Linked DNA regions of Homo sapiens: region 2 is linked to region 1. Evidence: read pairs that join two places in POLR2A ChIA-PET (ENCODE). Cell type or tissue: Panc1. All regions are shown on one strand. Each heading gives the region's core, and the rest is flanking DNA. Links, peaks and the distances in the headings are about the cores only.

The links. Peaks named below come from ENCODE experiments on the same cell type or tissue, not always from the same donor. Only the 100,000 strongest peaks of a DNase experiment are listed, where the experiment ranks them.
Region 2: POLR2A ChIA-PET joins it to region 1 with 11 read pairs; 3 of 35 experiments call an interaction of 5 or more read pairs at or near these places.

What each region holds. Positions count from the first base shown.
Region 1 is chr10:112,953,429-112,960,445 of GRCh38, reverse strand. All of the region lies in intron 3 of TCF7L2 (transcription factor 7 like 2), which reads right to left. Among named protein-coding and RNA genes, the nearest start is that of TCF7L2, 6.7 kb to the right of the region's middle. RefSeq lists an enhancer at 2,312-2,946. In Panc1, for the core only: no CTCF peak of the experiment used is centred there; no DNase peak of the experiment used is centred there; H3K4me3 peaks cover 4,301 bases; H3K27ac peaks cover 5,000 bases.
Region 2 is chr10:113,303,052-113,310,068 of GRCh38, reverse strand. It overlaps LOC105378490 (a long non-coding RNA gene), which reads right to left. Exons shown (of 2, transcript XR_946329.2): 1 at 3,941-7,017. Among named protein-coding and RNA genes, the nearest start is that of HABP2, 250 kb to the left of the region's middle. In Panc1, for the core only: no CTCF peak of the experiment used is centred there; no DNase peak of the experiment used is centred there; H3K27me3 peaks cover 182 bases.

The DNA.
Region 1 (7,017 bases), core at 1,190-6,189:
CCCCATTCTACTACCCACAAATGCCTCAGCCCTCACTTGTCCAGAGGAAGAACGGTGAAGACTCGGCAGTTCTCAGCACAGGCTTGCAAAATTCTTCAGCAATGTAAAGACCAACATTTTAAGATTAACCCCTTCCCTTATTATCATCATATCTAGATTCTTCATCTTATTTCTAATCACTACTGGGCTCTAAATTTGATGTTTCTGATATGCAAAACATCAGAGATACCCAGACATGGAATGGGAAACAGCTTTTTTCAACCACAGGAATCTCCTCCTCAAAGACAATTAAAACAATTGAAATCCTCTGTTGGTTTTTCCAGCACTAAGCTAACTTCTAACATGATGCACATTAATTTTTGATGCCTATTCGTCCTGCTAAATTGGGAAGAGGTGGAACATTTACTTTATTTTCAGTTTTATGAATCACCTGGCTTTCTCTTATCTATATTAAAAAAAAAAACAGATCATTTCCTAGGAGGTGTTAGTTTTTTTGGTCCACTTTCCTCTCTACCCTGTAGCTGCTACCATGAGCCACTTGAAATCTAATTTCCATGTAATTACCTTAAGAAACAAAATACTTTTTTTTAGTATACCTAAGACCTTTTCTTAGGTCATTAGTCATTTGAGCAACCACAGGCCATTATAAGCCCAGCTTCCCCTACCCCACTGCCCCCAGTCCTGTGTTGAGAGCCTTTTACATTTAATGGGAAATAAACTTTTGACCAAGACTTTGGGTGACTGCCTGCCCTTATAAAAAGTACCAAGGGGGGCCTCTGACTTCAAGAGAAAAGGCAAAACCAGCATTGCCTGGTACTTGAGCTTAAACATTCCTGCAGAGATCTAGACACTGAACATTTGTACCATCCCTAAACAATAACTTAACGACAGCATCCCCTTTCACTTCCTGGCATTCTGCCTCAGAAATTCTGCTGCAACAAAATGCATGCCTTTAGACACAAGAACAATCTCTCCTACTGTCTCAATGTTCCATCAAATGTCTATTTACCCTCATTAATTTTTCTTTTCCTCAACCTGAAACCATCAGCTATGAGTCAGAGAACGATCATTAACTTTTACAGCTTCTATACGTATCCACCTACTCACATTTGGGGAAAGAAGTATTGACTTGCAACATTGCCTGAGACCAAAATTCTCTAAGAAGAAAAAAAGGGGAAAAAGTCGCTTCAAGAAAGTTTTATCTGTAGGTCTGCGGGGAAATGCTATGTTCATCGTTTCTCCACTTTGTGCTGCAAAGTCTCGCAAAAAAAAAAAGTTGAGCTTGAACTTCTTTATGGTGATGGGCATTTCTGGGTTGATTTTTGAGAAAAACTAGATGATTTTCTTTCAACGTCAAAACATAATTAAAGCTCTTAAACTGTCTGGGGGAAAAAATAAAGTGAATCAAGTTTCCTGCTCTTGTACAAAACATATTTCTAGCATATAGAAAAACACGTGGGCTGAAGTGCTGAGACATGTTCCTAACACAGCATTTTTCATTAAAAGTTGCTACACTAAAACTCTTAAAATGATGCCCCATCATTACTCCACTTAGCAGTCGCAGTGCTGCAACTCATAACGAATTAATTTGCATTAATGTGGGTTTCATGTGTCCTTCCCTGGGTATGCCATTGTGATTCAGGCTTAATAAAACTGACACGACAACAACATAGTGCCTTTTATTTCACTTTCCAAAACAAACCAACCCACCCAAAGACCCACACAAATCCTCTCAATTTTTTAAGCATTTTACTAATATATTTTAGTACATCATAATTGGCCCAGCACGAAGGAATCTAGTTATCTTCTCAGTAAATATTTATAGCGTCACTCTTTCCCATTCATTCTGCATTTTCTTAGAGAATCTCACTGTAGCCTACATCTGCAATTCATTGACTTTACAATTTACCACATGTTGGGATGGGAGAGGTCTTAGCTCCATTTGAATCACTACACAAATATGCAAGTGATTTATCGGTTTCAAGCTGAAGACTGCAAGAGAGGGACTCCACTTTTCCTGAACATTACTTCTTCTGGCAGACCATGAACAATTACAGTGCGTACTAATTAAGCTCTGTAAATGTGCTGTGCCCTGCTAATGCCTACCAGGCCTCAAATTTATTTTCATGATGCCAAACTTTAGGGAGCAATTTTAACTCCTTCAGGGCTGATGCCACTCCTGGCCATTCCTTCCTCCGTAGACCGACCTGGTTGGGGCTACTGCATGACAAAAAGAATAAAATATAACAGGTCGAATTACTAGCCCGAAATCAGATGTGCCTAAGGAGAAAAAACCTATCTTGGGAAAAGCAAAGAACACCTCGGCTGATAACCCGTTCAAAGATCCCACAGCCCCTTCTTTGTAATGAGCTGTTTAGGGATTCATATCTATCCCTGAGGGCTAGTAAGTTTCTGCATGCCATTGATTAGAAAAGAAAACCTTTCGGCCTGGGTCTTTAAGTTTGGGTTGGATGGAAGGAAGGATCCAGTCAGAAATGAGAGCCATCATCTCTCCTGGCCTGGCAAACACCTTTGAATCTCACTTCCTCCTTATACCGCGTAGTCAGTTTGTAATACACCAGAACAGCCCACTTTTTCAACATAAATTAAAATCAGCAGGACAACTGGCCTTCTCTCTCACACTCCAGTCTCCACCACAGATAATGCCTCACCCTCAGATGCTTACACAGTAACTGATAGGAAACACATCTGTGGCTAGGTAGAACACCCTGGGTAATGAAGGGATCGCAGCCCATCTTTGCTGAGCAAAGCAATATCCCTTTTTAATAGCCCAGCCCAGGGTACTCCCACGCCCCTCCATAAGGAAACTTCCAATCTCCAATTTCAATTCCCCCAAACCCAAATCTTTGTTCTCTTGTATTATACTTTTCTTATCTTTCTTAGGCATTTATTCTGTCTCCTCTGGCTACTTTTCTGTGCCTCCTCCCGCAGATACCAGTACATTTTTCACAAATAAGCAGCCCTCCCATCCCCAGTGTAAACCTGGATTTTTTTTCCCCTCACCTATTATATTCTTTTAGTCAACTCTCTTCACCTCATCTCACTTTTTTAAAAACTCTCACGTTAACTAGTTTAACTAGTGTACTATGTAATGTGTACATTTTCCCTTCCACTCAGGGGAACATCATATAAATTAAAGAGCCGTCTCCCATACCAGGTTTCTTTAAGTATTCCTGGGGAAAATGCACAATATAGGCAATGTAATCTCAAAAAAAAAAAAAAAAAAAAAAAAAAGGTGGGGGTGTTGGGGGGAATTAAGAAAAGAGAAAGAAAGGAAAAAGGGAGAAAAGAAAAGGGAAAAGATGCAAACACCTAGAGCAACTTTGCTTTTGAAAAAGGCATCTGTGCAGAGCCCCCACTGAATTTCCATTCCTGAAAGTGCTCTTTATAAATGTGTATAACAATAGCCTAGAGGAAACGTACAAGTCAGCTGCCAAAGGAGTGGTGGCGTCTGTCTCAGTAAACTCAAGATTGTAGAGGTGGGGGTCAGCGGAGAAGGGAGGGCAGCATTTGCATTAGGATACCACCACCTCCCCCCATCTCATTGCTTATAATTAGTGAGAGAAATCTGAGCTACTGCCAATGTCTGCGGACCTTGAATATTATAAGGCCAACGTGGCGTCAAATATCTTAACATTCATAAGTGTTATGGGCTGTAAATAAAGCCTGTGGATTTATGACCTGGTGGTGCGCTTGCCAGCAAAAAGACTGGGGCACATTTCTTTCAGCAGACCTGTCGAGGTGCGAGTTTGCCTTTGGTTGTAAAATTAACCATTTCCTTCACAAATGTGCTCAATTATAAGTCAGAGTTGAAGATTTACTTACATAGTTGCCAATATTCACTCCCAGAAGAAACTCAGATGCCCACATCACACACCCCTTTGAAAATAAGACCCTCAAGAATTTGGTTCAGCCTCCTTTTCCAAACTTTAAAATGTGTCACCTCAAAAGAATTATAAATGCAGTCAAAGATATTATCTAATGCCACTCACCAAGACTAAAAAGCTTACACTTACTTCCCTGGAAAGTGCTTATTTATTTGGCAACTCCAGCATTTAAAAAAAAAAAAAAAAAAAAAAAGGTAAATCACTCCTTGCCTGAAATCTCCTCCCTTCCCCCAATATAATGTCATCTACTTCCTGTGCAGGAGAGAGCATTTGCTAAATCCAGGTTGTCTCATACTTAACTGCCAATAAACCAACTTCCACATAACTTCCAGACAGCTGGGGGAAAGGTCCTCGGAGTTTTAGTCATGGTCCAGAAACACGCGTCCACACAAAAATTTGCAGCTGTCCTTTCTCTACAGTGCATTTTTAATGTGATTCAGGGGGGCCTGTTGTGAAACATCTGACAAAATGTAAAATCCTCTTAGATACCTTCTAGTTTACCCACTGCACGTGTGTAAGAGAAGTTGCACCAGGATTTCTCCACCGAGAAATCTAGGCACTTTTTGCACACAGCCAGGGGCACCTCGTGGGATGTAAGGAGGCATTCGAAACCTGGAAAGACTTCTACTGTAATCTTTAAAAGCACAGCCTCTGGTGCAACTATTAAAATGCTAGTTTTCTAAAGCAAATATTTTTTTCAATGGCGTGCAGAACTGCAGCGATCCAGCACGGCAAACAGAACAGCATTCTTGATCTGCAAGCCCCTGGAAACCTTCCGGTAACTTTTTCACAGCTTGCTAAGAAACAGAAAGCTGACCAACTTCCAGCAATGACTCTAAATGAAATCCCTATCAGTAAAATTAAAATCAAGGTGAAGAACTCCTAGCAAGAACGAGGATTGTTTTCCTCAAAAAACTCTTTCTCAATCAGACACAGAGGGCATCAGTCAAAGCTCCTTCCCTTAAACAGTCAAAAGTTTCCAAAAACACGTCTTCCAGATAAGCTCGTTAGGCTCCCAAATGCCTGAGTTTGTTTCTGGGATTTCAGAAAGTTTCAATATCAACAAAGTGGAAAGCGCTGGCATATTTAATTTATAATCATTAAAATATGACTTATTGGGTGAATGTTGAGCCTATAATCCATACTGCAGACATTAAACCCCAACCTATAAAGATTAGCATGGAATTAATACGGTTGCATTGAGATTGAAATCTAAACATGTTCGCCATAAATATTTCTGAAGGAGATGAAAAACAATTAGCATAAATACCAAAGAAGGGTAAGAACACCTGTTCTTTTTCAGGGCGATAAGCATTTTATTGTTCTCTATTTAAAATGTAATGACCTGTGTAATTACAGTAATATTACATTGTTATGTAGGGGCTTGGAATGTCACACTTTGAAAAGTGTTGTCAAAACAATCAGGGGTGAGGTGGGGGGGTGGGAGGACAACTGGGAAGGACCACCATTAACCCTTCACACTCCAAGGTCTAAATCTTTTGTATTAGAAAGGATTATGTTGTTTCAGTGAGGAAAAAACGTCCATTTTTCACAAGCCAGAAAGAGAAGTTGCCCGGCTAAATAAAATCCCAATGAATAGGCCCCTCTCGGTTTCCTTTAAATGCTGGATTCCAAGTTCAAAAATGAATTCAAGATGCAGCTTATTTATCTGTTCAACCTAGTAGCAAAGAGCTCGGTTGAAAAGCAAATAACTTTGGATAAGAGAAGATGCAAGGGCTCGAATAATCAAGTCCTTAAAAAGAAATTTCAAACCTAACTGGAATTTCAACCACCATATTCCTATTTCCACTTTGCCAGGAGGGAAAAAGAAATGTAAAACTACTTTTTCCAATCAACTTTAATAGGTTACAGTATTCTTATCTTTAATATACAAATGTTACCACAGTTCTAATATTTGCAGTTCTAACACTTCCCATCTACTTAACTAGACCTCTCCTTAATGCAGTTTTGTATCTGAATCTGTCTTTTTAAAAGCCATTCCTATTACTGAATCAAAGACTAAATTAATATTATGCAGAAATCTTTGTCATTTTAAAATAAAATTATTACTATCAAGCTTTATGGTGTCTTCAGCAATTAAAGCATTATTCTTGAGATAATGTATTATTCATCATAAGCCGATTTAATGATACTCTCTAATTCTTTACATTCTTAAATAAAAAAGCAGAAATCAGGGTTCCAGAGAGTTTGCTTTTTAAAGGATGCAGCTGCTTACAGGTACACCATAAGTAACAGAAAATGTAGCAAAAATCACCGCCACCAAGGAGCAAAGGGAAAATAATAAAGCATACAGCGAAATTTGTCTTTACACCTTGCCATTAAAAACACACCCTATAAAACACTAAGGATTTCAGAAGAGTATGGGAAGCCCGCTATCTTGCCTATGCATTCCTCCATTCCTCCCGCAGCTGTATCAAATCTGGATTGCAAGCTGGCCTTCTGATTGAAGACGTCAGGAATGACACACAACAGCCTACCATCCTCATTTCCACTGCTCTGCTGACCAGCCTAAATAAATAACTTTAATTTTGGAGCACATAATCTAACCCAGGTAACAGGGAGGAAGGACGAAGGGGCAGTGTACACAAAGATGTCTGCTGGTGTTTGACATGTAAGTACTAAAACTGCCTACTGAGTTCAGAAATGTGTTCTGAGACTCAATCTGATGTCACAGCACCAGGCCACCCGCTATGTCCACAATTAAAATAACTAGACGCCGTCTATTCCTATAATGCCCACAAAAGGGACCGATCATTGGGAGCCTTCCTTTTCTCACCGGGAAATCATTTATTTGCCTTTAGCAATTTCCCTGTTTGCTAATTACAAGACAACACAACTGCTCAAGTTTGAGAAGGGATGGCAAGATTGCCAGTATCAGACAGCGAGTTTAAAAAGAGTCAAGAAAGCTAGCAAGCCCGCCATCAAAGCTCAATATTCAGATGGTTAAGTGGATTTTAAAATAATACCAGGGAGGTTTCCATCGGAAGGGGGAGGGGAGGAGAGGCAGAAATTCTCAGGGATTCTTTGGAATGTTGCTTGGTCCGGTTTATTGGTAGGCGAACACTGCGATTCTGAGCCGAACGGTCCC
Region 2 (7,017 bases), core at 1,180-6,179, 350 kb before region 1:
TGTGGGCCTGGGTGGGGAGTTTGGATTTTATTCCAAGCACAATGGGAGCCCATTGAAGGGTTTAGTAACAGTCAATAGAAAGGAGCACAAAAGGCCTATTTGAGGGCTCAGCACAGCCCCATAAGCCCTGCATTCAGGACCTCACTAAGCACTCACTGTATTGTCTCCACGGACTCTTTTCACAACAGTCTCTCAGCCCTTGATTTTCTCAGTTCTTTCTCTCCATGGCTCTCTTACGGCTCCAAAATGAACAGGAACAAGGGAGAAAGAAGAAAAGCCCCCAGCCCCCAGGGGCCCACTGGTCTGCCGCACTTGGTGTGCAGATGCGGGTTACACAGCAAAGCGGGGAAAGTGCTGGAGGTCCAACTCCCTGAGCGGCCCCTGTGGGAGGAGGTGGGGGGAGGTGAGAAGAGAAGGCCAAATAACCAGGTCCTGCACCTTTGCAAATGCCAGCCTCCCTGGGATCTCTCCTTCAGAAGGATAGGGAAATAAAGGCCCCAGCAGTAGAAAGTCTGAGCTGTGTCATTTGGCAGGTGCCTCTGGGACTGGGAAGAGCATGGGATCTGGAGTCAGAGATCCCCCTTTCAGTCCTGATTCTGGCTGTGTGACATGTGTGACAAAGGCTATCCCAGACAGGCTCAGTTTGCCCTCCAGATTCACTCTCCATCCTCCTGCACTCACTCTATGCCCAGAAGCCTGGCTCCCCCACCCTCCGGCTTCCACTCGGCTTCCGCCAATAGGAGGCATTGGCAGGAGGCTGGAGGGTTGGAAGAAAGGGAGATCCTGGTATTTGCTCCCCCAGCTCCCTTCCCCTAGGCTGTAGATTCTAGCTGGTGTGTTTCTTTTCTGAAGGCCTTGGCTCCTGCCAGGCAGCCCTGTCCCATATCACTCTCCGGATCCCAGCAGCACAGCGACTTCCCTTCATCCCTGCAGGCCCAGGGGTAGTGGTGGCTTCCTGCTGATGCAAGCTCTGGGTACCTCCCCATCCCTCACTGCCTTCCTCACCCCTGCTCCCAACTTCGGCATTACTACCAGCATTTGAGGGAGCCATCTATTTCCTCCCCATTCCCCAAACAATCCAATGGGCAGTTACTTTGAGTCTCTGAGATTCCATTTTCCCCATTAGTAGCATTCCTTTAGAGAAATTCTTGTGGAAAGTAAGTCAAGCGAAGTAATGCACAGGAATGTCCACAATATCGATAAGGTGGAAACCCCAAATGTCCATCGATAGATGAATGTGTACAGAAACTGTGGTCCTTACATGCAGTGGAATATTACTTGGCCTTAAAAAGAAAGGAAGCACTGATATATGCTACAATGGATGAACCTTGCAAACATTATGCTAAACAAAAGAAGCCACATGCAAAAGGTCACATATTTGTGATTCTATTTATATGAAATATTCAGAATAGATAAACCACAGAGACAGAGTACAGATTGGTGGCTGCCATGGGCTAAGGGCTTGGGGGTTACATAAAGAAACTGCTTAATGGATAAGGGGTTTTACTTTGGAGTGATGGGAATGTTTTGGAACTAGATCAAGATGGTGGTGGCATCATATTGTGAAGGTATTAAATTCACCTTAAAATGGGTACTTTTATGTTAGGTGAATTCCACTTCAATAAATTATCTTTCTAAAAAAAGAACATCAAAAAGGAAAACCCACCCAAGCTTTAAAATGGAAAAAGGAAAAGCCACCAAAAACCATAAAATGTTAAATATAATAGATAACAGAATTTTTCTGATCATAATAAAAAACATATATAGCTAATGAAACAACACGTACGTAGCAAGACAAAATTTTAATGTAACTAACACAAGGGCAAAATGAAAGGGCCAGGCTATGAGCTGGTTGGGTTGAGACGGGAAGAGATTTCAGTTGGTGGCAAGAACCGGCAGGAGCCAGGCCTTTGTCTGAAGAATGAAGGTCAGGGCTTTCCAGGCCAGAGGAGGGCACAAATAAAGTTTCTAAGGTAAAAGTGTCAAAGCCTTGGGAATGGGGGTGAGCAGTCTATAGGCGCAGAGGGAGGAGGAGATGGAGAGTGGGGATAGTTGGCCAAAGCCAAATTATCCAGACTCTCAAAGAGTAGGTCCAAGCTTCCTACTAGAGGGGAACAGGGGATCCTGTTAGGGTTTTGAGCAGAAAGCTGGCATGAATCAAGGGTAATTTTAGGAAGATTTCTTTGGCAGCATGTGTGAAACTGGAGGGGACAGGATTAGAAATGATTAGGTAGTTGTCCTACACTCATAAAGTACCAGTCAAGGTGGCAAGGTGGCAAGGTGGCAGTTGGAATTCCTTGGGAGTGAAAAAAAAAATTCATCCATCATGGACATATTTCACTTTTTCTTTTCTTTTCTTTTTTTTTTTTTAGAGGCAGGGTCTCACTCTGTCACCCAGGCTGGAGTGCAGTAGCATGATCATATTAATAGTTCACTGCATCCTCCATCTCCCAGGCTTAAGTGATCCTCCCGCCTCAGGCTCCCGAGTAGCTGGGACTACAAGTGCACACCACCAGGCCTGGCTAACTGGATTTATTTCACTTCAAAAGCTAAACGGATAGACTGATGGGGAGGCAGTCACGTATACAGTGCAGTATTTCCCAAACTGCATCCCAAAGAAGCTTTTCCAAATAGACTTGAACAATGTCTTGTTAAACAAAATCAAACAGGTTTGTTTACCACAGCATTTCTTGAAAGCTTTAATCTACAAACATACGTCTGTAAATATCCAGGAATAGAGCTGCCAGATGTAGGAGGGTGGGGGAGGACACTGCTCAATTTGAATTGTATGGTACACACTTACACTCACAAACCATTTGTTATGTATCTGAAATTTCTAATTTAACCTGGTGTTTGTATTTTATTTGGCATTCCTAAGGAGGGAGCTATAATCTACAACTGTTCTCAAGCATTTTTTTTTTTATCACAAAACCCCTTTTAATGGTACATGCATAGGACAGATATTCCACACATTAGGCCACACTTTAGCAAACACTGGTATAGTGGCAAATCCATTTACACCCGAGTCAGGCAGAAGGGGATCAAATAAAATCCCAACCCTGACTCTGGCTGTGTGACCCTGGCTAAGTCACATAATCTTCCTGGGTCTCAGTTCCCTATTCTGTAAAATGAAGATAATAATAATGACTTCTCAGGGTCACTGGGAAGTTTAAATGAGATGATGTAAATAAAAGTTCAGACCAGTACTGGGAACATGCACTTCTTTTCCATAAGTGCTGGTGAGCACATGATGCCACCATGCTATGGGTAAGGCATCAGTAGGTGGCATGTGGGAATACGGCTTATAAAAGCTTTGCCTTCAACCATTAAAAAGAAAGAAGTCAGCAAAATATATTTTTTGGCAAAGAAAGGCAGCATCTCAGACGGTGAGAGGTATGTGCAAAATAAGTGAACGCTTTAGGCCACTTACAAACTCAGATTTGTCGTTCAAGGTGGTATATATGTTTATCATCTTTCCAGGTGAGACCTCCTAGGGTGGTCCACAGGGATACACAGGAGTGTCGTGAAACCTGAGTGAGCTTCCAGCAGGACACACACACCAAGCTCTGTTTTGTAGCTGCAGAAAGTGAGGAATTCAAAGCAGTGGAGGGCACTGCTGCGGGGGCCCGAGCCTGGGGAAAGAGCCTCCAGAGCAAAAGCAGAAAGGACATCAAAAAACACAAGCAGTGGGGCTCAAAAGGATGGCAGTGGATAAGGGTGTTTCAGCCTCCTTCAAACCTCTCTGCTACCTGGGAAGCTGAGGCAGGACTGCTTGAGCTCAGAAGTTGGAGGCTGCAATGAGCTATGGTTGTACCACTTCATTGTATTCATTTCCTTAAGACAACAAAAGTGAGTCTCACAGTTCTAGGGTCTAGAGTCCAACATCACAGTGCTGGCAGGGTCATTCTCTCTGAGAGCTCTAGAGAGACTCCCTCCTTACCTCTTCCTAGCTCCTTGCTGTTGCCAGTAATTCTTGGCATCCCTAGCTTGCAGCTGAATCACACCAATCTCTGCCTCTGACGTCACGTTGCATTTTCTCTTTGTCTACATCATCTGCCCTATGTATGTGTGTGTCTGTCTCTGTGTCCATTCTCCTCTTATAAGACACGGGTCATAATGGATCAAGGGCTCACCCTACTCCCGTATGCCATCTTAACTAATTACACCTACTACACATCTACTACATACATCCGTCTTTCCAAGTCCTTACTTGGAACCACATTGTGAGGTTCCAGAAAGGATATGAATTCTTGAGAGATACTATTCAACCCAGTGCACTAACTTTCAGAATAATAACAGCAAACACTTACATAATGCTACGAGTGAGACACTGATATCTGTGATTTATACACACTGACTCGCTTTATCCTTGGGACAACCCTAAATGGTAGGTATTATTATAATCACCAGCCTACGTGTGAGGAAATTGGCCCATAGAGTAGCTAAGTCACTTGCTCAGAGTCATTCAGTGAATAAGTAGCAGGGTAAGGATTTGAACCCAGGTGGAAATTTCCAGAATCTGTCCTCTCAATGTTATATTCAAATTATTTTTTAGAAAAGTGGTGTGGACAACAGCTTAAAAGCTGCCTGCTTATAGAGACCAGGAACCTTATAATAAAAATAGAAGTAACCAACAGTTCAATAAAAGCTAATATTTACTGGGGCCCTCATTGTGAAAAGTGCTTTAGGGGTTGGAAGCAGACTCTGTCAATATTCTCATTTTACAGGGGAGGAAACTGAGATCTTGAGAGGGTAAGTATATTGCCCATGGTAACACAGCTAGTAATCTGTGGAGTTGGTTTCTCAAGTATGTTCATAATCAGTATTTTATGTTGGTGGCCAAACCCTCCCATCCACCTTGGGAACTTGGGGACATCTTAATATACCACCAGAAATCCCATTTGCAATGGATCATCCCAGGCTGGAAAACTGGCTTTCGGAGGAAACAAACACAGCTCTGATTTGTAGCATTTGCTGATTTCCATGGCGCAAATACTCCCACTGTGGCCAATTTCAAGCCGGAATGTGATGTCACTGAGCCCAGGGTTGGGAAGAGATGTGTACAATCAGCTCTCATGAGCCTGTCAAGCTGACTCAGTCATGCCCCTGCCCCAGGGATCTTGTGTAAAAGGGTGATGTGGACCCTTGAAAGTAAACAAAGCTCCCGGTCTCCTGGATCAAGACTCAAACAAAGATTCCTTTAGCTTTTAGGTCAAACAGGGAATGTTGGCCCCTTCAGGGCGGGCAATTTCCTAAGCAGGCATGGAATGTGCTTGGTATTACCCCCAGGTTGTCCGTGACACTTACCTTGCATGATTTTTATGAGCATTAAGAAGTAATGTTTGTGCTTAGTATGTAGGAGATGCTTAATAATTAAATCACTACCACATTATTATTATGAAGTCATTATAATGGAACTTGATTTGCATGAAAACTTCCAGCAATTATAATTAAAGCTTTAGGATATTCCAGAGTTGAAGATTAGATAAGGATGATTTACCCCCATTGGACAGTTGAGGAAACTGAGGCAAAGACAGGAGAAGCGACTTGTCTAAATGCATGCAGCAGACAGAGCCAGCCCAGAACCTGGATCACCTGAACCAAGGATGAAAGATGGCAAAGCCAACTTTGAGGCAGTTCATTTCATCCAAGTGGCAGAGCATGGAGCAAGTCCAGCAAGATAGAGCAAATCTGAAAATCTGGGAAATCAAGTTCAAGGTAGAAGTCTAGAGGCAAACAGGTAAGTATTTGTGCTCTGACCTTTCTGCCCAGTGCTGCCTGTCTCACCCATACACACATCTCTCTACTGCTCGTAGAGGAGCAAGGTGGCATGACTGCAAATGCCAGGGAATTTAGGGGGCAACGATCCTTTTGAGGATGGTGACCCTATCAGGAGAAACTGTTTAATCCTACCCACACTCCCAGTCTTTCATTTCCTCCATCCCGGCTGTCAACATAGTTTTATCATTCATTTTGTTTGACTTTGAATTTTGAGGGGATTACACTCACAGGAAGATGCAAACAGCACATAGAATAGTCCCTTCAGTCCTTCATTCAGATTCCTCCTGCTGTGACATCATTTCTGACTCTTGCACAATATCAAAACTGGAAAATTCACATAGTGCAGTACTGTTGACTAGACTACAGACCTTGTTCAGCTTTCATCAGTTTTTGCGTGTGCGTGTGTGTGTGTGTGTTTGCTAGTTCAATGCAATTCGATCCTTCATATAGATTTGCATAACCACCACCAAATAGGATACACAACAATTTCTTCACTCCAAGTAAACTCCCTCTTGTGACCCTTTACATATTCATCCTCCCATTCCTGTCTCTGCCCCCGGCAACCACCAAATGGTGTATGTTACATAAATGGAATTGTATAATATGAAACCTTTTGGAATTGGCTTTTTTTTCACTCAGCATAACGCCCTTATCCACGTTGTTGCATATTATGGGTTGAATTATGTCCCACCCAAAATTCAGATGTTGAAGTCTCAACTCCCAGTAGCTCAGAATGTGAACTTATTTGGAAAAAGAGTCATAACAAATATAATTAGCTAAGATGAGGTCAGACTGGAGTAGAGTGGGCTCCTAATCCAATATGGCTGGTGTTTTATAAAAGAGAGATTTGGACACAGACACCTCACAGAGAGAACACTATACAAAGACTGGAGTTACACTGCCCCAGCCAAGGAACTACCAGAAGCCTTCCCTAGTGCCTTCACAGACAGCATGACCTCACGTGCTCCGGACACTTTGATCTCGAACTTTTAACTTCCCAAACAGTGAAACAAATTTCTGTCACTTAGGCCGCTTCATTTGTGGTACTTTGTTATGACAGCACTAGTAAACTAGTATATTGCATGTCTCAAAACTTTGTTCCTTTTTATTACTGAGTGGAGTTCCAGCGTATGGATACATGAGAGTTTCTTTCAACCATTCGTCCATTGAAGGACATTTGGATTGTTTCCAGTTCTAGGCTATTACGAATAAAGCTGTTATGAATATTCATATAAG